Linked DNA regions of Mus musculus: all the other regions are linked to region 2. Evidence: chromatin loops called from intact Hi-C (ENCODE). Cell type or tissue: heart. All regions are shown on one strand.

Region 1 (5,000 bases), 230 kb before region 2:
ATTGAACTGAAGTCATCTGGAAGAGTAGCCAGAGTTCTTAACCACAAAGCCATCACTCCATCCCATCAGGGGAAAAAAAAAACCTGTCCTAAACCAGACAGCGCATGAAGGCTATGATTATTTCACCGTTTGAAATAAGGTTTAACCAAAGAGTTTACATGGAGTTAAAAAGTGACCAAGTATTTAAAATGAGTCAAACTGTGTGTGCTTTGTTCAGTTCAGGTCTGTTAAATATCAAGGGTGGACGTGCCAACCTTGCTTAAGATCAGCACTTAAATCGGTCAGCTATCTCATGCTGATAAATAACAGAGAGGCAGGCAGAGACTGCCTTTTAAAACTAAATAATCCCAAGAAGGCAAAAGTTGAGCCCTCCTGAATCGGATCCATGAACACCCATATGTGATTCCATCTGTTTGCCTGTCTATTCTTTTATGTTCAAACCTGCAGAAACACCAGATCCATTCCCATAAGTAATTTCAGTGACTAAAATATACATTATCGGGGTAAAAAAAAAAAAAAGCACCACACATGGAAGGCTAGGAGAGAGTCTATTTAAGTGGCAACCTCAAATGCCTTTACTATTTGTCTCTTTAGGGTGGAGAATCTTGGGTTAGGAACAAAGCCTGTTAGGCAGGGAGCTTAATAATCATCAACTTTCTCAAACCAAAGGACAAAACCACCACTGTAGTATTCTGATCTGTCAGCAGTCTCTCTTCTAGTTCATTCATCACGAGGTCCCTAGATTTAACAAGAACCCACTTCAAAGACCATGCATGGGAAACTCACCTCTTCAACAAAAGTCTTCTTTGAGCCTCTGCAGAGGGATTGCTTCTTTTACTCTTTATCCCAGAGGTGAATTTCATGTTTGCTGATACCATAATCTCTAGCAATAGACTTTGAAGTACTAAATAATTATTGTATATATGTTTCCCATTGCAAAGTTAACATGTTTCTAGTACTATCATAGTGTTGGTTTTTGTTTATAGTGAAAAAAACCCTGAATTTGAGAAACATAATGCATAATTTTGCTTATGTCACAGTAAAAAAGAATATTTAGGAATAACAGAACATTAAAAGATGGTGTTTAGGCATAGTGAGATGGTTCTTGCTGCCAAGACTGATAACTTGACTTTGATGCCAGGGGCTCACAGGGTGGGAAGAAGAGAGACCCAACTCAACAAGCTGTCCTCTGACCTCTTCGTGTGTGTTAAGGCATGTGCTCCACATACAATCACAAAGAAAATAAGGATAATAAATCACATGAACTTCCAAGCTCAGTTAGGGGACTGGAGAGATGGCTCAGAACTTATGAGCACTTAAACGCCTGCAGAGGACCCAGTTGGATTTGGTACCTAGCACCTATGCCAACTCTGACTCTAGAGGATCCAAGGTTCCCCTCTCCCCTCAAAGACTCCTGCAAACAGATAGTGTGTATATACATATATATATATATATATATATATATATATATATATATATATATATATATATATTCACTAGGTCACACATATTACATAAACAATGTTTTCAAAACTCTAGATAAAAACTCTGATGGAAAAATTCTAAAAAGTAGTGTTTATGATAATTTCCAGACTTCACAGAAAACACCTATGAGTGCTTTTCAGATTCTCTGCGGCATGTTGTGACGTATTTTCTCTGCTCTGGTTGTCACGTATTTTCTCTGTTGGCCTGCATCCATTTGTGAATACCCAGGGACAGTTTTTGATCTGAATACTTCTTTCTCTATTTCTAATTAGAATGACTCTTAATTTTACACATGCTAGGGTGGTTTTCATCACATGAAACTGAGGTAAATGACATTCTGTTTTATGGACGAAGGAACTAGAAGATGGTGTGATGGGCAGCCTCAGATCCCTCTGTAGGAACACAGGTTCAAGGGCAACAGCTTGTTTCCAGTCACTCATTCTCTGGGACCTTGTCTTTGACTGTTGGACTTCAGGTCCTTGCCTGCTTCTCCCAGCTCTGGTGTGCCAATCACTTGGACACAAGCATGTCATGTGCCACTTTGTATTGTCAGTCATGTAAGCTGACTCAAAGTTACTGGAAGCTCTTTCCAAATCTTATATCAGAGGATGAAAAACAAAGGGCATGCTTATGACTCAAAATCTAGAAATTGCTTGTTTATAACATTTTAGAAAGATCAAAACAGATGTACATAACACTTTTTTAAAAATCTAAAACAATAAAGCCAGTGATGTTATTGTGTGCATGCAGGTTATATAAAGCTTCTTTGTAGCCACAGAGGGTTTGTTGTGGCACAGAGTCGAAGAAACAGAACCAAAAGGATTTGTTCATTTTTGCATGTGATAATGATTACCAGAGTCACAGCCATCAGAAGTGAGTACTAACTACAGGCAAATAAAGTTTCACAAGCCCCAGTGAGCAGCGATTGCTTAACACAAAGACAGATTGCTGTGCTCTGACACATGGAGTGAGAAATATAAATGATCAAGAGTTCCCTCTTTCCAGACTTCAGAAGTGAGAGAGCTGTGTGTCACTCTTCCTTTTATGTTGAGACTGAGGACTCTCAACTAACATGGACTTTCTGGCACAAGATCATTTCCGTAAATATTCCAACTCCAACCACTAGATGTCATGCAGAGATCATAAAGTAAACCATCTTGGCTGCTTATTACATTAATCATGACCAGTTCTGTAACTTCAACATTTAAGGTAGTCTGGGGAAATGTCTGGTTGCTATTAAAGGTGCAGAACAGTAATGCTTTGTCTCATGTTATATTTGATGTTTGCAAACACTTTTGGCAAATATAAAAGACTCATCTTCAAGGTTACAAAAAGCTATTTCAAAAACATGAAAAATGCAGATTCTGGAGTTAAAACAATCTGAAAGTTTTCCAAATATAGAAATGTAGTATTATATGGTAAGAAACGGAATTCAAACAACTAGAATGAAGGTGTCCTAGAATTATTTTTAAAGATTTGGACCCAGGAAGCATTTGGATGAAAAATTGTGTTGGCCATGTGCTAAATGAGTAAATCTGGTATAACACTTAAGTTCTCTGAGTTAACTGTGAACAACTAAAATGGAGTGATTGTGAAAATTCAGTGAAGCACTGGACATAGGTCATTTGGAAGAGTTCTTGACATATTGTAGGTGTTCAGCCAATCATATTAATTGCTTCAATTATGCTTCCATCATGATGAAACTGCTGTATGACATAGTTATGGAAGTAGATTAGAAAACAGAATTTAGCAATGGAATGTGAACTTATAAACAAAATGAAATGTAAGGTTAGTCCTAAAAGATTGCTAGTTCTTCAGGAAGAAAGAAAATGAGACTCTAGACAAGGAGGATCTTTGAACATAACTTCAAAGGATAAAAAGGAAGTTTGACTCACTTGTTATGTGTTAGGAAGTGTTTGTTAAGCTGTGCTGCATACCAGATTCATCTAACCATATAGGGTATATTGCTTTTTAATATTACGTTGTAATTAGCTTACCAAGGGTCAGGTTTTCTTGTGGCTTTTTCTTGAGTCCAAAGTTTTGAAGCCATAGTTTACTATTGAAACTATAAGTTTATAAGTTTTGCATGGGGAAGCCCCAGAGAACCTCAGGACAATACCAGCAATGGCTACTGTTGTGGCTGATCACTGGAAACACATACTAACACCCTCTTGTTCTAGACATCACGTGCATTTGTCATAGGATATAGAGAACACAGGCTGGATCTGAGCTGGAAATTTCTTCCTCTTTGGCTAGCCCATCATAGTACCAAAGGATGCTATAAAGGCAGCTGGGGAAATTTCTATCTAAGCTAAAGAGCTTATAGTCTATAGTAGAAAAAACAAAACAAAACAAAACAAAACTGCTGTTGTTTTTGTGCTAAGTGGACATGATTTTCCCCTCCAAATATCATTCTAAATAATTATGTTTATTCCCAGAGATTAGTGCTGCCATCATCTTTGGATAAGGTGATGTATTTTCAGTGGGTAATGATTAGCAGCAAAGACCCATAACTGGCCAGAGTGCTGAAAATAAATGATGGTTAAAGGATTATTCATAACTGGGATGTCTATACCCACTCAGAGGCCCAATGAACATTGTGTAAGAGAGAAAGACTATACAGTAAAGACTATAAGAAGATGGATTTTATGCCATACTGGGTTTTATGCACAACAACTTTGTATTAACAAAACAATTTTGTGTGATCAAAATGTATTGCATACATTTGTGGAATTTACAATAAAATTGTAAACAAATAATATATTTTAATAAAATACAAGGAGAGAAGGCATGACTCTACTAACATTATGGTAGCGGATATAGTATTAAAACAACTATTAATGACCTATCATTATAATAGTAGATTAAGGCATTATTGAATCAACAATGGAGAAACTCCTAATTCTAGTAGAAGAAAATCAAGACAGAGACCCACAATGGTCAAAGTACAGAAGAAAAGAGAATTCAGAATGTCCATCTGTAAAGAGAACATATATCCATTACCTCTTCCAAAGGCTCAAGGCAACAGAGGATCTATTGGTAATTCTTAGTTGCTGGGAAAGGTTAGGCCAGTTTTCTCTATAAGTATAACCCACTGACAAATTGACCACTCTCCAATGGAAGACCGAACATCCAAGAATTTTCGGGTATCAAGTTGGCCTTGATGGTAAACAAGGAGGTGCCAAATAAGGTGGAAAGGGAGGGGGAATCATTTGGGGGAAAATAGTTATGATCACAACACATTGAATGAAGGAAGCTCTCGAAGTTTAACCAATGTGAAGTAAGGTCCCTGGTGGATTCCAAGCTCATCGATTGAAGGGGTGTTTTGCTGTATGGATGATATAAGTTCATAGAGTTCATTCTAAGAAAATTGGCATTTTTTTCTCCATGCAATAGTGATCTGGAAGGGCTACATCTTTAGAAACGTCATGTAGTTAGATACATATTTTTATCAAAGTTCCTTTGCTTTTCTTGTTCAGGTTGTATTTGAAAAGTTGATCATTCTTGAGGAGCTA
Region 2 (5,000 bases):
GGTTACCGCTCTACCAACCCCTCATCCCACATTTGACCTTCTCCCTCCCCTTTGCCTATATGAGAGTGCTCCCCCACCAACCCATACTCTTCTGCCCCACTGTTCCAGCATCACCCTACTCTGGGGGATCAAACCTCACCTGGACCAATGGCAACCGCTCTCATTGCTGTCAGGCAAGGCCATCCTCTGCTACAAGTATATATGGAGCCATGGATCCCACCAGGTACACTTATTGATTGGTAGTCTAGTCTCTGGGAGAACTGGGTGGTCATGCCAGCCTATGCTGTTCTTCCAATTGGTTTGCAACCCCCATCCACTCTTCCAGTCCTCTGCCAGCTCCCTCACCAGGTTACCTGAGCTCAGCCTGATGGTTGGCTACAAGCAACCAGATCTGCCTTGGTCAGTTGCTGGCAGGACCTTCCAAGGAACCATTTCCAGTAAATTGGCACGACCCCTGGTCCACAGATGGGGCCACCCATCTCAAATTTTTTGTTTGTTTGTTTGTTTGTTTGTTTGTTTTTGAGACAGGGTTTCTCTGTGCAGCCCTGGCTGTCCTGGAACTCACTCTGTAGACCAGGCTGGCCTCTCACTCTGAAATCTGCCTGCCTCTACCTCCCGAGTGCTAGGATTAAAGGCATGTGCCACCATGCCTGCTCCATCTCAAATTTTTTAAGCAGGAAATGTTCCCATCCAAAAGAAGAACAGGGACAAAAAAAAAAAAAAAAAAAAAAGGAATAGAGACTGGAAGAAGGACCAACCATGGAATGCCCACCTGGGGATCCATCATGTTTGCAGACACCAAATCCAAAACTGTTGCGGTGGTTAAGAGAAAACATTGTTTTACATGTTGTTTCCTTTTCTGAGAATGATTGGATATCAATTTTACTAAAAAAGAATGAGTATGAATATGAAGTTTTTCTATGTAGACAATAGTGAAGAGACAGTTTTGTTATACTCTTCTCTGATTATACTACTTGATGTTAGTGGCAGTATTCTGTCATTTTCAAAGGGAGCAAGTGGTAATATCCTTGAGCAAATGAATGTGTTTCATTTTGATCATCTTACCAGGGTTTTTAGTCAAGCTCCTAAAAGTTCAAACATCAAAATTCTTTCTTTCAAATGCTTGTTCTGTGACAAGGAAGTTCATAGGAAGTTCATAGCTTATTAAGTGCTTTGGAGCAGACCTTTAAAAACCTTTATCATTTCCAAATGACATCATAACCAAGGCTCTGTTTTAAAATAATTATAATGTTTGTTAATTCATTTTGTCACACAAGTACAGAACTTAAGTTGTGTCATAGACGTTCCATTGATGTGAAGAGATAATATGACTATGGCAACTCTTTTAAAGAAAAAAACATTTAAGTGGTGATGGCTTAAAGTTTCAGAGGTTTAGACCATTATCAGCACAGTCAGAAGGATGGCAACATCGGGCAGACATGGGGCTGGAGAAGGAGTTGAGAGTTCTACATCTTTATCTGCAGGCAGCAGCAGGGGACTGTCTGCCCCATTGGGCATAGCTTGAGCATAGGAAACCTCGAAGCTTACCCTCACAGTGAACATACTTCCTCCAGCAACCATAGGCCATACTCCTAATAGTGGCACTCCCTATGGGCCAAGCATTTAAACAAATGAGTCTCTGAGAGTTGTACCTAGTCTGACCAGCACACATATCTCAGCAAACAGTGTAAACATGACTCACATTAATATTATTAAGTTAAAGCACAAAAGACATCGTGTTACTCAGAACCACAGATCATGGATTAGATTGAGATAGAATGTCAGTTGCCATATGCATTTTGAAAACATAAAAGAAATGGTGAACACCTTGTTGACCATCGGTTTAAGGATTTGATATGAGGCCATGCATTAGTAATTCTGCTTAAGTGAAAAAAAAAAAAAGTATAGTAAGTGTGATCATAAAAATAAAAGTATTTTTAAATTCAAAATTTATGAAAATGGAAGGTCTTTAGATTTTCATAGCAAAACAGTATATGATATATAATTAATTATATGAATAAATATATTTACAACAACAACCAACAAAGAAATGTAGTGTTTTCTCTTAAAAAAATCCCAGTACTCAGGTTCTATAGGACGAAACCTCTGTGTTTTCATTTTCTTTTCTTTTGTTATTAGATATTTTCTTTAGTTCCTTATAACCTCCCTTTATTTCCCTATATTCCCCCCTCTCTGCTCCCCTACCCACCCACTCCCACTTCTTGGCCCTGGCGTTCCCCTGTACTGGGGCATATAAAGTTTGCAAGACCAAGGGGCCTCTCTTCCCAATGATGGCCGACTAGGCCATCTTCTCCTACATATGCAGCTAGAGACAGGAGCTCTGGGGGTACTGGTTAGTTCATATTGTTGTTCCACCTATAGGGTTGCTAAAGCAGTGCTTCAAGAAAGCACCTCTCCGTCTTCTATCCTGGTATGTTGTTGACAAGGTGGCCACCAGGGGGAAACCTTGGACTATAAACGTCCATGAGTCCTTAACTTAAAATCACAGCACAATTTATTACAAATTAAATATCTAACACGTCATTTCAAACCTCGTTCAAACATTTGAGATATGATTTGAACAGAGTTTAAGTTCTGTATGAAAAATACTTTTTCTTGATTTCACAGTAATCCCATATTAATACAAATCAACGAATAACTGCACGTGTGCGCATTTGTTAGTATGAATGTGCAAAGCTATGTGTGGGTGCATGCAGCTATGTAGGAGTGTCCATGAGCTTCTGAGCTTTAGGGGGCCAGGTGAAAACATTAGACATCTTCTCAATGTCTCTCTATCCAATTTTTTAGACAGGGCTTCTCACTGAACCTGAGGTTTGTCAATTCAGCTTGACAGATTGGCTAGGAAGCCACGGACATTTGGTTGTCTACACAACCTACGTTCTGTGCTTAAAGGGATATTTTCTGCATTAAATTAATGTTCCTTTTTATACTCAGATGTTATATAGTGGAGAAAGATGATCTATGTTTATACTAACAGGTTAATTTCACACCAAATTTCTCCACTATTTCAGAGGTTCTGCAGCAAGGTGAATCACACGTTGGAACCTATGCCTCACACATTTTCTTGCATTAATCATCTAATTCCTTCCGTGGCTTCAAGTCAAATTGCACTAGGTAACAACTTCCCATAAGAAGACATTTGGGGCATGTCTCTTTGCTATGACTAAGACTATGAAAACTCAGCATGTTCCCATGATCTAATACATCCTTATTTGGTACCTTAACAACACTTTAAAGGAATCCTTTTCCATGTTTCTCACAAGGTAAAGGAAACTATGATGCCTAGAATACTTACTTCTGCAGTGCACAGAGGGATGGCTACAGAAGATGACTCAGGTGTTGGAAACTGCAGCTGAACTTTCAAGTGATGCTTGCAATGGTAGGGAGTAGGCCTAGTTCCAGTGTAAACCAATTCGAATCAAAACATTCTAAAACCAAGATATGTTCTCTTGAGTACAATTAGGCATAACTGCTTATATAAGAAGGGTTTGTCTGTAAAAAATTTTTTTTTTTTTTGCTTTGTTTAATGGTCGCTGTTCTCAGGCCTTGAAAGTGAGGTTAGCATAAGATGTAACATTCAAGTAGTTCCAAAATCTCAAGCCAGTTAGCAAGAGACAAGATGGAGTTTGACCACTTACCTTTCCCCACTAAGATCAGGAGTGAACTTGGGCACTGAACCACAGATCATGGTTCTAGTGCATTGCCAACTGCCATTTCAATGGTAAATAGGGAAGCTACAAGGACTTCAGGGCCCATTGCCCACTGCTAATAACGGTCAGCATGCTGTAACAATCTCTTGGACCACAGTATATTGAGGCAGGGCAGTCATACTTAAAAAACAAAACAAAACAAATGAACAGAAAGCTCAGCATTTCTTCAAAGTAGGAAACATAGAGATTGCATGAGTCCAGAAGACTCATCCCAAGATATATAGCCAAAGTCCATAAGCATACAACCCCACAGGAACTTTATGTGTGTGCCTGTAATTTCATGTATGTGAGATGGATAAAGTATTTCTAGGGAAGCTGCTTTTATCTACCAATAAATAATAAAATCCTTTATGTTTATAAGATAGAATATTTTGCAGCATTAAAAGTAAATGAATAGTAATTCATACTATGTCCTAGATAAGTCTTGAGAAACTTTCACTTTAAAGAATCCATTCAAATTACTTTTAGTGTCTTCTACTTTTGTATAAAATCTCCAGAAGAGGGAAATCCTAGAGATGGGGATGGATTAAGGTTGCCTCTGGCTTGAAAGAAGGAAAGGGGGAAGGGCAGTGGGGAGTTTCTTTTGAAGGTGAAAAAAAATTACTCAGAAACTAGATAATGGTAATGTCTGTAGTCTGCCCACACAAAGGTAGTCATGATGAATTATACACATTAAACATAGGAATGGCTTTGTGTATTACAATACCCCTATACAATTATTTCTAAAAGGGAAGTCTGAGCTGGTTGTTTCTCACCTTTTCAAGCTCAGGGTTTAACCTAAATACATGAATATTTACTATTAAACTTATTTTCCTCTTTATCACTGAAAATTGGTAGCTTTCTCTTTCCTTGCCCATTCTTATGTCTGTAGGGTTATCTGTTCTTTTCCTTCATATAGGAATATATATGAAGGAAATATAGTCCCTTTCCTTGCTATCTTCTGCCCTTTCCTCTTTCTCCCTGTTCCCTTTTGATGTGCTGAAAACTTATTTCTCTGACCACTCAGAACCTGTCCCTAGGCTTTTGTCACCTAGTAACCTGGAGTTGATATAGTTTTCCTTTTAGTTCATTATTTCTGCGTTCAAAACTTCTCTTTAATTCCGTGTAGAGAGGCTTTACTGTCACACTATCAGGTGTTGCTAATTCAGTACCCGTGATTCTGTGGCTAAGCACCATGTTTGAGCTTCCCAACAATGTGATTTATGGATTGCTGAAAGTCTTGCTTGTTCTGAATGCTCAGGACTTTCTTTCTACAAGAGTAGAAAGAAA
Region 3 (5,000 bases), 520 kb after region 2:
GAAAGTCACTAGGGTTTCCTTTCACCTTCTTAGAATTGATAATTAGAGGAAACAAAGGATGGAGGAACTGAGTAGCAGGGGCCATGCCACCTGCCTACTAATAACCACCAATCACCTCCCCTCAAGTATTCTTCCCTGGGATATGAGCTTTGAAAATGAGAGGGCTGACAGTGAGTGGCTGACTTATAAGAAGAGTAGCAAGTAAACAAACAAAGGAGTGTTTGCCAGAAAGTGTGAGCACAAATGTAAAAGTCTGGGGTGGGGGTGCAGATTCCCCTTCAAGAGTTAACTCTTTCCCACCCTGACATCCTACAGCTCAGAGTTCCAGTGGCTGGGATAAGTGACAGATTGTGGGCACTGACCAACTATGCCCTGGAAAAAAAGCTGGGAGTACCGCCATTTATACACAAAGCCAAGGACTTCCCAGGCCGCAGCCGGCCCTGTTGGGGTCACCGCAGTGCTGCATGCCCAGAGACGCGCCAGGAAGCACCGGTGGCTGCCTGGCTGCTCAGCTGATGGCCGGGAGAAGTTAGTCACCCCTAGCCCGAAGTCAGCAAGTGTTGGAACGTGAACAAGCTAGGAGATGAGGAGGCTGGAAATCAGCTACCGGGACCGACTGGAGAGAACCAGGGAAAAGAGAGAGGGACTTGGGGTTGCACAGGCGGCTGCCCTGACCAGTGAAGTTACCAGGTCTACAAGGCCAGAGCGCACTGGCCGGCAAAATGAAGCAAGAACTTCATATCCCGCTCAAGAACAGCAAGGGGAAGGAGGCAGAGAGAGACTTTAAAAACACACCAAAACACCCCTTCAGGAGATGAGGTAAGCCGAGGTTAGCCAACCCCGATTGGTTGTGAAATACCACACAGAACCGGAGTTGCTGTGGCTTTAAATGAGGCCAAGAGAATTTTCTTGTTTTCTGCCCAAATACTTTTTCTCTCTCAATCTCTTTCTCACCCTTACTCCCTCCTTTGTCCCTCCTTCCACCTTGCTAGGTTCTGGCCCCTTCCTCCTTCCCGGTCTGCCTTTCCTCGATCACCCTCCTCCTCTCGCTGCTCCCTCCCCCATCAGATTAGGCGCGGACCGGGAAGGGTGGGAGTGGTGGGGGAAGCTCTCCCTTTAAGAGGCAGCGTGCAGTGACGAATTGTTGAAATTGCCATTGCAGGATGGCACGCCGCTATAAATTCATTGTCCCACCTCCTCGCATCTTCACAGCGCCTGAGCCGCTCTCCGCGCCCGTAGCAGCCGACTGGGGATGATCCCGGGCGGGAGGACGCGGCAACGGAAGGGACCGGGACGCGCCGCCTCGCTGGCTCTCCGCAGGCCGCCTCCTAGCTTTTGATTTTAAACATTTTTAGGTGTTTCCTTTGCTTGCTTTCTTTCCTTTTCTTTTCTCCCGTCTCATTTCTCCCTGCCTTCGGGTTCCAGCGGAGCCGAGGAAGCCCTGAGAATAAGAAAGGAAGTGGGTCGGAGCTTGGAAGCTTTGCAGCCCGCCAGCCCCGGGCTTCGAGGGGGCGGGAGCGGACGCGCACCAGTTGCGGGCCAGCGCGGTCGCCCTTCTTACTCTCTTAGCTCGTTTGTTTTGATCTGTTTGTGCAAAGATCTTGTCTGCGTTGGGCCTCTCTCCTTTTTTGTATTTGGTTGCTCTCCACCTCTTGGCTTTTACTCCCACCAACACCACCCTTTATTTAATTTTTTTTCTTTTATTTTATTTAAAATTTTTCTTCCTCCGTCTCTTGGACCTCCATTCCAAACATTTTCCAAACCAACAAAGAAAAAGTTCTCACAGTGGCACCGGTGCCAGGCCAGGCTGGCTCTCTGCTGCGGATTCCCCCTACCCTTTCCTGGACACTTGACTCAACCTTGCACGCCAGTGTGTAGAGTGTGCGGCTGTGGGTGGGTGGGTGGGAGGGCGAGCCCCCCACCCCCGCCCCTGAAACTTCTATAGCAAATAGCAAGCATCCAGCTAGACTCAGTCGCGCAGCCCCTCCCGGCGGGCAGCGCACTATGCGGCTCGAGTGGGCGCCCTTGTTGCTGCTACTGCTGCTGCTGAGCGCGTCCTGCCTGTCCCTGGCCGCTGACAGCCCCGCCGCGGCACCTGCCCAGGATAAAACCAGGCAGCCTCAGGCTGCAGCAGCGGCCGCCGAGCCGGACCAGCCGCAGGGGGAGGAAACACGGGAGCGAGGCCATTTACAACCCTTGGCCGGGCAGCGCAGGAGCGGCGGGCTGGTCCAGAATATAGACCAACTCTACTCTGGCGGTGGCAAAGTGGGCTACCTTGTCTACGCGGGCGGCCGGAGGTTCCTGCTGGACCTGGAGAGAGATGACACAGTGGGTGCTGCTGGTAGCATCGTTACTGCAGGAGGAGGGCTGAGCGCATCCTCTGGCCACCGGGGTCACTGTTTCTACAGAGGCACCGTGGACGGCAGCCCTCGATCCCTAGCTGTCTTTGACCTCTGCGGGGGTCTCGATGGCTTCTTTGCAGTCAAGCATGCGCGCTACACTCTAAAGCCACTCCTGCGTGGGTCCTGGGCAGAGTATGAACGAATTTATGGGGATGGATCTTCCCGCATCCTGCATGTCTACAACCGCGAGGGCTTTAGCTTCGAGGCCCTGCCGCCACGCGCCAGTTGCGAGACTCCTGCATCCCCATCTGGGCCCCAAGAGAGCCCCTCGGTGCACAGTAGATCTAGGAGACGCTCAGCGCTGGCCCCGCAGCTGCTGGACCACTCAGCTTTCTCGCCATCTGGGAACGCGGGACCTCAGACTTGGTGGAGGCGTAGGCGCCGTTCCATCTCCAGGGCCCGCCAGGTGGAGCTCCTCTTGGTGGCTGACTCGTCCATGGCCAGGATGTATGGGCGGGGCCTGCAGCATTACCTGCTGACCCTGGCCTCCATCGCCAACAGGCTGTACAGTCATGCAAGCATTGAGAACCACATCCGCCTGGCGGTGGTGAAGGTGGTGGTGCTGACGGACAAGGACACGAGTCTGGAGGTGAGCAAGAATGCGGCCACGACCCTCAAGAACTTTTGCAAATGGCAGCACCAACATAACCAGCTAGGGGATGATCACGAAGAGCACTACGATGCAGCCATCCTGTTCACCCGAGAGGTAGGTACAGAAGGTGGGTGCCCAGCCCTGGGATACAAAGACTGGTGGAAGGGCAGGTCTTGCTAGTGGCTCTGCTTCTCCCATAAAGGACTTGTCACTCAATAGAGATTTACTTAAATGCATCTTGCATGCAAACCACTCAGCCCCCACTTACACTCAGGTGTTTCGGTGAGCCTCTGCAGTAATCTCTGCTTTAAGTGAGGCGACTTTATGAGATCAACACTCGCTAAGGCTGGACGCCAGTCAGACAGGACACTGTGGTGTATGGCCGCGATAAGGAGGTGTACAGTTACATGGCAAAAGGAGGAAAGTAAGACTGTCGTCTGAAATTGCATGTTTTCTACTTCCCAGTGAAGACGAAAGTACTACTTTGTCCTACTTAATGGGAAGGACTTGAAAGTTGGCAGTTGCTTTTATCTGATTGATGGCCTCCCTTGTAAATGTCCTTAAACGAACTCTTCTGCAACACTGGTCTTTTCCAAAGGACTGCTTTTTCTAATGTGGCTTCCAAATGGGCTTCTGACATATCCACCTTGGAATCTGAGTTCCTGAGAAGGAAGGAATGTGGGAGGGTCAAGGGGATGCGGAAGCCCAATCAGCAGTGAGGACAACCCCCCACCCCACCCCCCACCCCAGGCCCTCTACCAGCACATCTGAAGCACCACCCTCCCGCCCAACTGCCAAACAAGGGTCAAATCCAGTTGGAAGGTTTGGGGTTTGGATGAATGTGTTTCTGAAGTTCTGGGCAGAGCTTCAGGATGTGGGGAAGAACGTTTTCCAAGGACTTCCCCACGTTAAGGGTGATGGTTACCGAGAAGGAAAAGAGATGGATCATTATGAGCCCAGACATTCTGGGAGCAACACATCTATTTACACAGTTACCAGACCACCATGTCAGCGTGACGTTTCAGACCAAAAGTCCTGCTGATAGTTGTGAGCCTGAGCATTCAGAAAGCTGTCCCCATTACCATCCTTGTTGAATTTTGTCTTCCCAACTAGCCCCCTCCTAGTGTGTGTATGTCTGTGTCTGTGTGTGTGTGTGTTCTATCGATGATCACAGTTTCATTTTCTGCATGACTGCCGTGACTATGCATGGCATACCTAGAAGACACCATGCCTGCGTGTCATGGTCTTGCTCTCCACTTCTTTCCTCAGTTTGCCTTGGTAATACATCCACCATCCATGTTGAGCACTTCCCTGTCTTTCTTAATCTTAGCATCATGATGTGTTCTAAGTCTGATTTAAGCTTGGCTTATTGCCAAATTCAATTTCTCTGCCTGACTTGTGCCCTTTCAAATGCCTGTGAAGGACTAATGTTTAAGGATCATTCTAGGTGTGTGAAATCCATCCAGTATAACTTTTAAGTAACAACAAACTCTTTGACAGTGTACAGTTACAAACTGTAACCAAAGAGGAAGGATAGATAATTCAATGGCATACTCTAGGGGTTTCAGGGTGCTAAAACTTCCCTACCTAATTTTTCTATTTTTGTTAAGGTGCCCATGGTATGAAGAAAAGAGTGTTGATAAAGTCAAAGGAGAGAAACGTTTGCAGATCATGAGGTGGACATAATTGTAACCCACAAAGAAAGTTCTCAAAAGAAGTATCCAGGGAGAAGTAGGCATCACAGCTCTGGGTGCAATGAAAAAGCTTTCATCTCATTCAGAGATGGTCTGGAAGCCACCCTTTAATTCCTCTGCCCTGCACTAGCTTTTAAAATAATGGTGCAACAGGCATTTTGTAGGCTGCCCTGTAAAGTTCTTCTGTAAAACTAGCCCTTTTCTCACTTGATTTCCAAGTCTTTTTTTTTTTTTTTCATAAGCAACTTTCCACGTCTGGATTTCCTTGTGTTGCTATATAATGACTGCCTGCCAAGAAGGAGGCTTGGGAGA
Region 4 (5,000 bases), 460 kb before region 2:
GCATCTTTATTGTTGTTCTCACTGAAAACACACAAATAACATTTTGGTAAATTTGAAATAATACATCTGGGTACAGTTTAGAATAAATTTGTAATCTTTTTGAAAGTTTGATTTCTGATTTTAGATCATTTTTCCCCCTACATTCCAAATGTCTGTCTAGTAGGACGAACATCAACAATTCAAAGTATCCCTTCAAACTCCTCATTTTGAATACTGCAGGCAGGCTGACGTTACCAAGAAGAGACTTAACTCACAGTGCTCGACGTGCCAACACACACGTCTAATGTAAGCTGGGCATTGGTAGAGGAATTTATGGGTTTGCATCAGGAGTGTGCTCAACAGTAGAAGCCATATTTGAAACCAGGCAAAAGACTCAAGGGTCTAGTGAATGCATTCAAATCAACCCAATCTGCCAGGAGCCATCCTCATTTTTTGAGTGTGATGACCTTGGTGACCCTTGAGCCTCCCTCTTAATCTCATTGCGTGTTTCAGCAGTACACTGTGGTCTAACTTTCCACAAAACAGTCCTGTTAACAAATTCAATTTTATCCAAGGTTAACAACCATGGCAAGCCATGATAACATATAATATGCATAATGGATAGGAAAATACCCAGATGCTGCTGGTCATTTTCAGCAGTCAGAATTAGCCTCAGGAGTACTATTTTATAACCACTACAGTTTCCACTGGTATGGATTTCAAAATCGTTTTCTATTTTATATATTTACATTTTCATTACCATAATTCTATTATGGTATTTGTAGATAAGAAAGTATTTTTATATGAGAAATTTTGTGTTTAAAATTTCTAAAGGGATATCTAACATTTCTAAATTCTCTTCTCAAAGGTTATGAAGCAATGCAGTTAATTTCGCTGTCAATAATATAAAGCAAGACTGCGTTTATAAAGCTTTAAAAGTCATGGGATTCACTGTCATCTTCTGAGCACTGAGGGAAATTTACCGATTTCTCAGAGAAGGGTGGACTTGGCTGGGTAATGTGCTGGCAATGTCCACAAGAAAAACTCTGTATGCTTTAGTCTGTTATTGTGATTTCTAAGCAAATCTGGTGTTGCCGCTGGTGGTGCTTTGTTTTCATTGGTCAAGAACCATGAAGTGGAAGGAAGTATGGCTTTCCAAAGTTATATCAGTTCCTACAGCTCTTCCTCTCAGACGGGAATATCAGATGGGCAAGACTAGAACAATGCAGCCTAACGTCCATGCCAGCTCTGCCTGTTAGCCTCCTCTCTGGCAAGGACTTGCACAGGTACAGGGGTCCTGACGTCAGACATGTTTGCTAAGGGAAGGATCGATGGGTCACAGTCAGCCTGGAAACCCGTGCATGTTATTTTAGCTGAGGCTCCCATTAGCAGTTCATCTTTGTATAGATGTGCTGGCAAAGCCTGTCTTATAGGAGGCTGACTATAGGATCAAAGTCTAAAAACAAGAGTAGATTGATTTCAGATAAAAGAAATGATGATAACAGAGACCCAATTCTCCATCTGCAGATGATCAGCTTGCAGCCAGGCAGAAGCATCCATCAGTGGGCGGTGCCTGGCCTGAAAACCAGCCTATCACTGCCTATGATTTCAAATGCAAAGCCAAGACCAGTTCTCAGCCAAAAGATTACTTCAGATTCCTTCAGTCACAGAAGTTACGGGATGACTGGACATACTCCCATAATACCTGGTGTTGCTTCTATAGCTGAGATAATTTTGTAGATTCAGTTCTGGGTGATGAAGTAGTGTGATACTTGGTCTCTCCACTGAGATTCAGGACACATTTATTTCTCCAGAGTGAGGAATTCTCTTTGATGTACTTGGCGTTTTGAGGATGCTGAAAGTTCATGCTGGGTTGGCAGATTAGCACTGGGTCACTCCTGTGCTCTTTCTAATATTCATGATTGTTCTTACATTGCGTAGATTTTGAGAATAGCTAAGTACTAAGGTCATCTTTTGGATATTTATGTACAATAGTGAAATCCTCTCAGCAACTTGGCCTGATATTTAACAGTCATAATGCTGAGAATTCTTTTGATGTAATGTAATGAATTAAAGGATTTTGAAAGTGTTGATGGCTTTAAGATTTTTTTTCTAAATTCAAGCACCCCAAGTTTTGAAGCATTGACTGACTATATTGGATTAATACACTAAGACTTAGAGAAAAATGTTATGGCTCTAACATTTGAAAATTCCATGTAGTTTCTAGTGATAAAGTGTTATTCTCTTGCCTTCATCTGTTGCTTTCTCTGACTTCCAATTTTTGCTCGAAACTTTAAAAGTATCATCTCAGAGTAAAAGTCCGAGGGGAGCAGGTTAAGTCATGCACACCCTGGCAGCTTCAAGAATGTCATGCGTTCTGGGTTTAACAGCTGCTTCGTGAGACCCACAGCCTAAAGTTCTCCCTCCTACATTCTACTGCAAAAGCCTGAAGGCTAGTTTCAGAACATTTCTGAATTCCTCACTCCAACTAGCATGCTACAGAAACTGAGGGACTCTTTTCGGACACAAGATGGCAGTAGCACACCGTTCACATTGATCATTTCCTCAGAGGGATTGTAGTCACACAAATCAGTTATTTTGTGGTAAGTTAAAAGTCCCCCTGAAAGAGGAGGGAAAAGGCCCTTTAAGATTATGACTAGTACCGTAACCACCTTTTCCCTACAACCCCAACTGTCATATCTATACATTTCTGATGTAGTCCTTCAATGACTTTCAAGAACAGAATGAAATACAAAAAGTTCAGGAGTCTCCGTATCAAGGAAAGAAATGCCTAAGAAAGCAAGGTCAACCATTATGAAGATGCCCTGCATCAATAGCCTTGAGACTACATACTGTGTTCTCACAATAAAGTAGGTTTGAGAGGCTATTTATTGATGTTCAACTTGATTTACAACAATCCTTTGTTATCATTGGGTTTTTGTATTATTTTCTTTTCTTTTATGGAATTTTGGAGTTTTGCTTTTTCTAGTTTTCTGAGTTCAAAACACACCACACCACACACACACACACACACACACACACACACACACACACAAGTTGTTCACCACTTACACAAAAGAAGTATTTAAAATATAAGCTTGTTTTTCTTTGTTTATATTTCATTAAAAAAGTATACAATATGTATACTTTCATGTATCAATTAGTCATTCAGTTAAGAATATGTAAGAAAACATTTTTTTTTTTACAGAATCACATATGGTTTCAATTAAAGTTTTGTTATTTGTCTTTCAAAATCTTAGTAAAAATAATGAGAATTGAATCCGTACTCTGGCATAAGAATATATTGAGTTACAAATATCTGTGATAGGTTCATGAAAACTTGGAAACAATAATACAGGCAGAGGAGTCCAGGATGATTCTAGAATTCTGATTCAGAATTAAGACTTCCCTGTTGGCAGAAAATTTCCCGTGGTTTCCCAGAAGCACAAAACTGCCTTGACAGTACGGAACGCAAGGTGGCAGAATGACTTTTCAAAACCTTTTAACTCAGGGTGCTCAAAATTTAGAAAAGTTACTAAAAAGTAGCTAGCATGTACTAATAAGAATTGGGGAAATCCTACATGTTCTCTAAATTTTACGACAATTTCAAGTGTTAGGAAGCAAAGAATGCATATTAAGAAAACCCTACTATGCCAGTTTTTACCACAATTAAAAAATATAGAAGTTTTAGTGACTATTTTTATTGTTACTATATATTTTATAAATTACTAATCGTCTTTTAATGAACCTGTCTTGTGATTTAGCAGTGAATCTGCTTGTTAAGAAAAGTTTTGAAATTGCTTTAACATTTAAATTTCTAACAGACATCATTTGGAGCACTACTTCATTTGAGCTTTTATGTGAAGGCTAAACTATGTTAACATCAGCTTTCCTAAAATAAAATAAATATCTATAATAAAACATAGTACCTATGGCCAGGGGAAAATATCATTGTGAAGGCTGAATACTAACATTGACAGTATATAAAAATATGTAAGCTGAGGTCCGTTTTCATTATTTTTGTAAGCACGACACAAGAATGTTTACCTAAGTTTATCTGAAAGTGTTAGGGTAATAAAAGTTTTTATGAAGCCCTGCCACATATAAAATATTTACTTGTTTGAAATTGTAAAGCTTGTCAGAAAAGGTATCTAGAGACTAGTAAAACTTGGAAAAAAATAACTCGTGCTGTTGAATGGCTGTAAACAACTGTCATTCATCTTCCATTGTGAATACTTACAAAAAGACAAATATCCAGTAGCTGACCAAAAGACTTCGATACTATTAACATGACTACTGCATTTCTGACAAAGTATCTGACAAAATCTCCAGAGCCAGTCACAAGAAACCTCCTTTCAAGATATTTGTGGGATAGTCCAGGTGACTCCCAAAATAATGGAGGCAGTTGGTGTTGCCCTGGGATGCATCCCAGAGGTTGAAGTTACAGAAGGCAGCATCCCTAGGCTATGGGACCCAGATGCTTCTAACTGCATGTAACCTGATGTCCTTCTTCCTGTGGATGAGTTTCCTTAGCATAAGAAAGTCCTATGCAACTTACCAAGGGAGGGAAGGAATTAGTAGCCCTATCCAGCTCTGATACCTATGAACCATAAACTGAACCACCATGTCAAGCTATCCCTAAAGATACAGCATTGGCACGCATGTCTTGGTGGTAACCAACTTCTGTTAAGTTAGATTTAGAATATATAGTGCCTGGTACCGAAAATCTAGGGAACTATCCAGGTCATGGATCCTGGAAGAAAGCCTACTGCTACCATATTACTAGCCAGGTATAATTTCTAACTTTTTTTCTAAAGCCTATCCTTATGCCCACAAATATCTGTAGCTCTCATCCTCCCTGTGAGAGACAGTTCTGCAGTAGATGGAGACCATTATAGAAAGACACACCTAGTCATCATGCCATGACATCATGTCATCAACAGATCATTAGGAGACAAGTGCCAAACAGATACATTTACAATATCGCCCCTGAAGCCGAAGCACAGGGAACATCACAGAAG

The links. Peaks named below come from ENCODE experiments on the same cell type or tissue, not always from the same donor. Only the 100,000 strongest peaks of a DNase experiment are listed, where the experiment ranks them.
Region 1: a loop joins it to region 2, with 8 times the contacts of the local background. A loop is called at or near these places in 15 of 42 quality-filtered maps.
Region 3: it touches region 2 in a loop (3-fold over the local background); 3 of 42 quality-filtered maps call a loop at or near these places.
Region 4: a loop joins it to region 2, with 6 times the contacts of the local background. A loop is called at or near these places in 15 of 42 quality-filtered maps.

What each region holds. Positions count from the first base shown.
Region 1 is chr16:86,642,633-86,647,632 of GRCm38, reverse strand. No RefSeq gene overlaps it. Among named protein-coding and RNA genes, the nearest start is that of Gm32461, 160 kb to the left of the region's middle. In heart, a CTCF peak has its summit at 2,606; no DNase peak of the experiment used is centred here; H3K27ac peaks cover 564 bases.
Region 2 is chr16:86,417,108-86,422,107 of GRCm38, reverse strand. No RefSeq gene overlaps it. Among named protein-coding and RNA genes, the nearest start is that of Gm32357, 180 kb to the right of the region's middle. In heart, a CTCF peak has its summit at 2,460 (motif pointing right); no DNase peak of the experiment used is centred here.
Region 3 is chr16:85,897,272-85,902,271 of GRCm38, reverse strand. It overlaps Adamts5 (a disintegrin-like and metallopeptidase (reprolysin type) with thrombospondin type 1 motif, 5 (aggrecanase-2)), which reads left to right and starts at 1,147. Exons shown (of 8, transcript NM_011782.2): 1 at 1,147-3,108. The coding sequence starts at 2,005. It overlaps Gm46558 (a long non-coding RNA gene), which reads right to left and starts at 2,472. Exons shown (of 3, transcript XR_001781962.2): 1 at 2,275-2,472; 2 at 1-1,441. In heart, CTCF peaks have their summits at 1,349, 2,010 and 2,818; DNase peaks (open chromatin) are centred at 571, 1,151, 2,721, 3,771 and 1 weaker place; H3K4me3 peaks cover 2,887 bases; H3K27ac peaks cover 2,311 bases; H3K27me3 peaks cover 328 bases.
Region 4 is chr16:86,880,222-86,885,221 of GRCm38, reverse strand. No RefSeq gene overlaps it. Among named protein-coding and RNA genes, the nearest start is that of Gm32624, 66 kb to the right of the region's middle. In heart, CTCF peaks have their summits at 2,507 (motif pointing right) and 3,440; a DNase peak (open chromatin) is centred at 1,191; H3K27ac peaks cover 378 bases.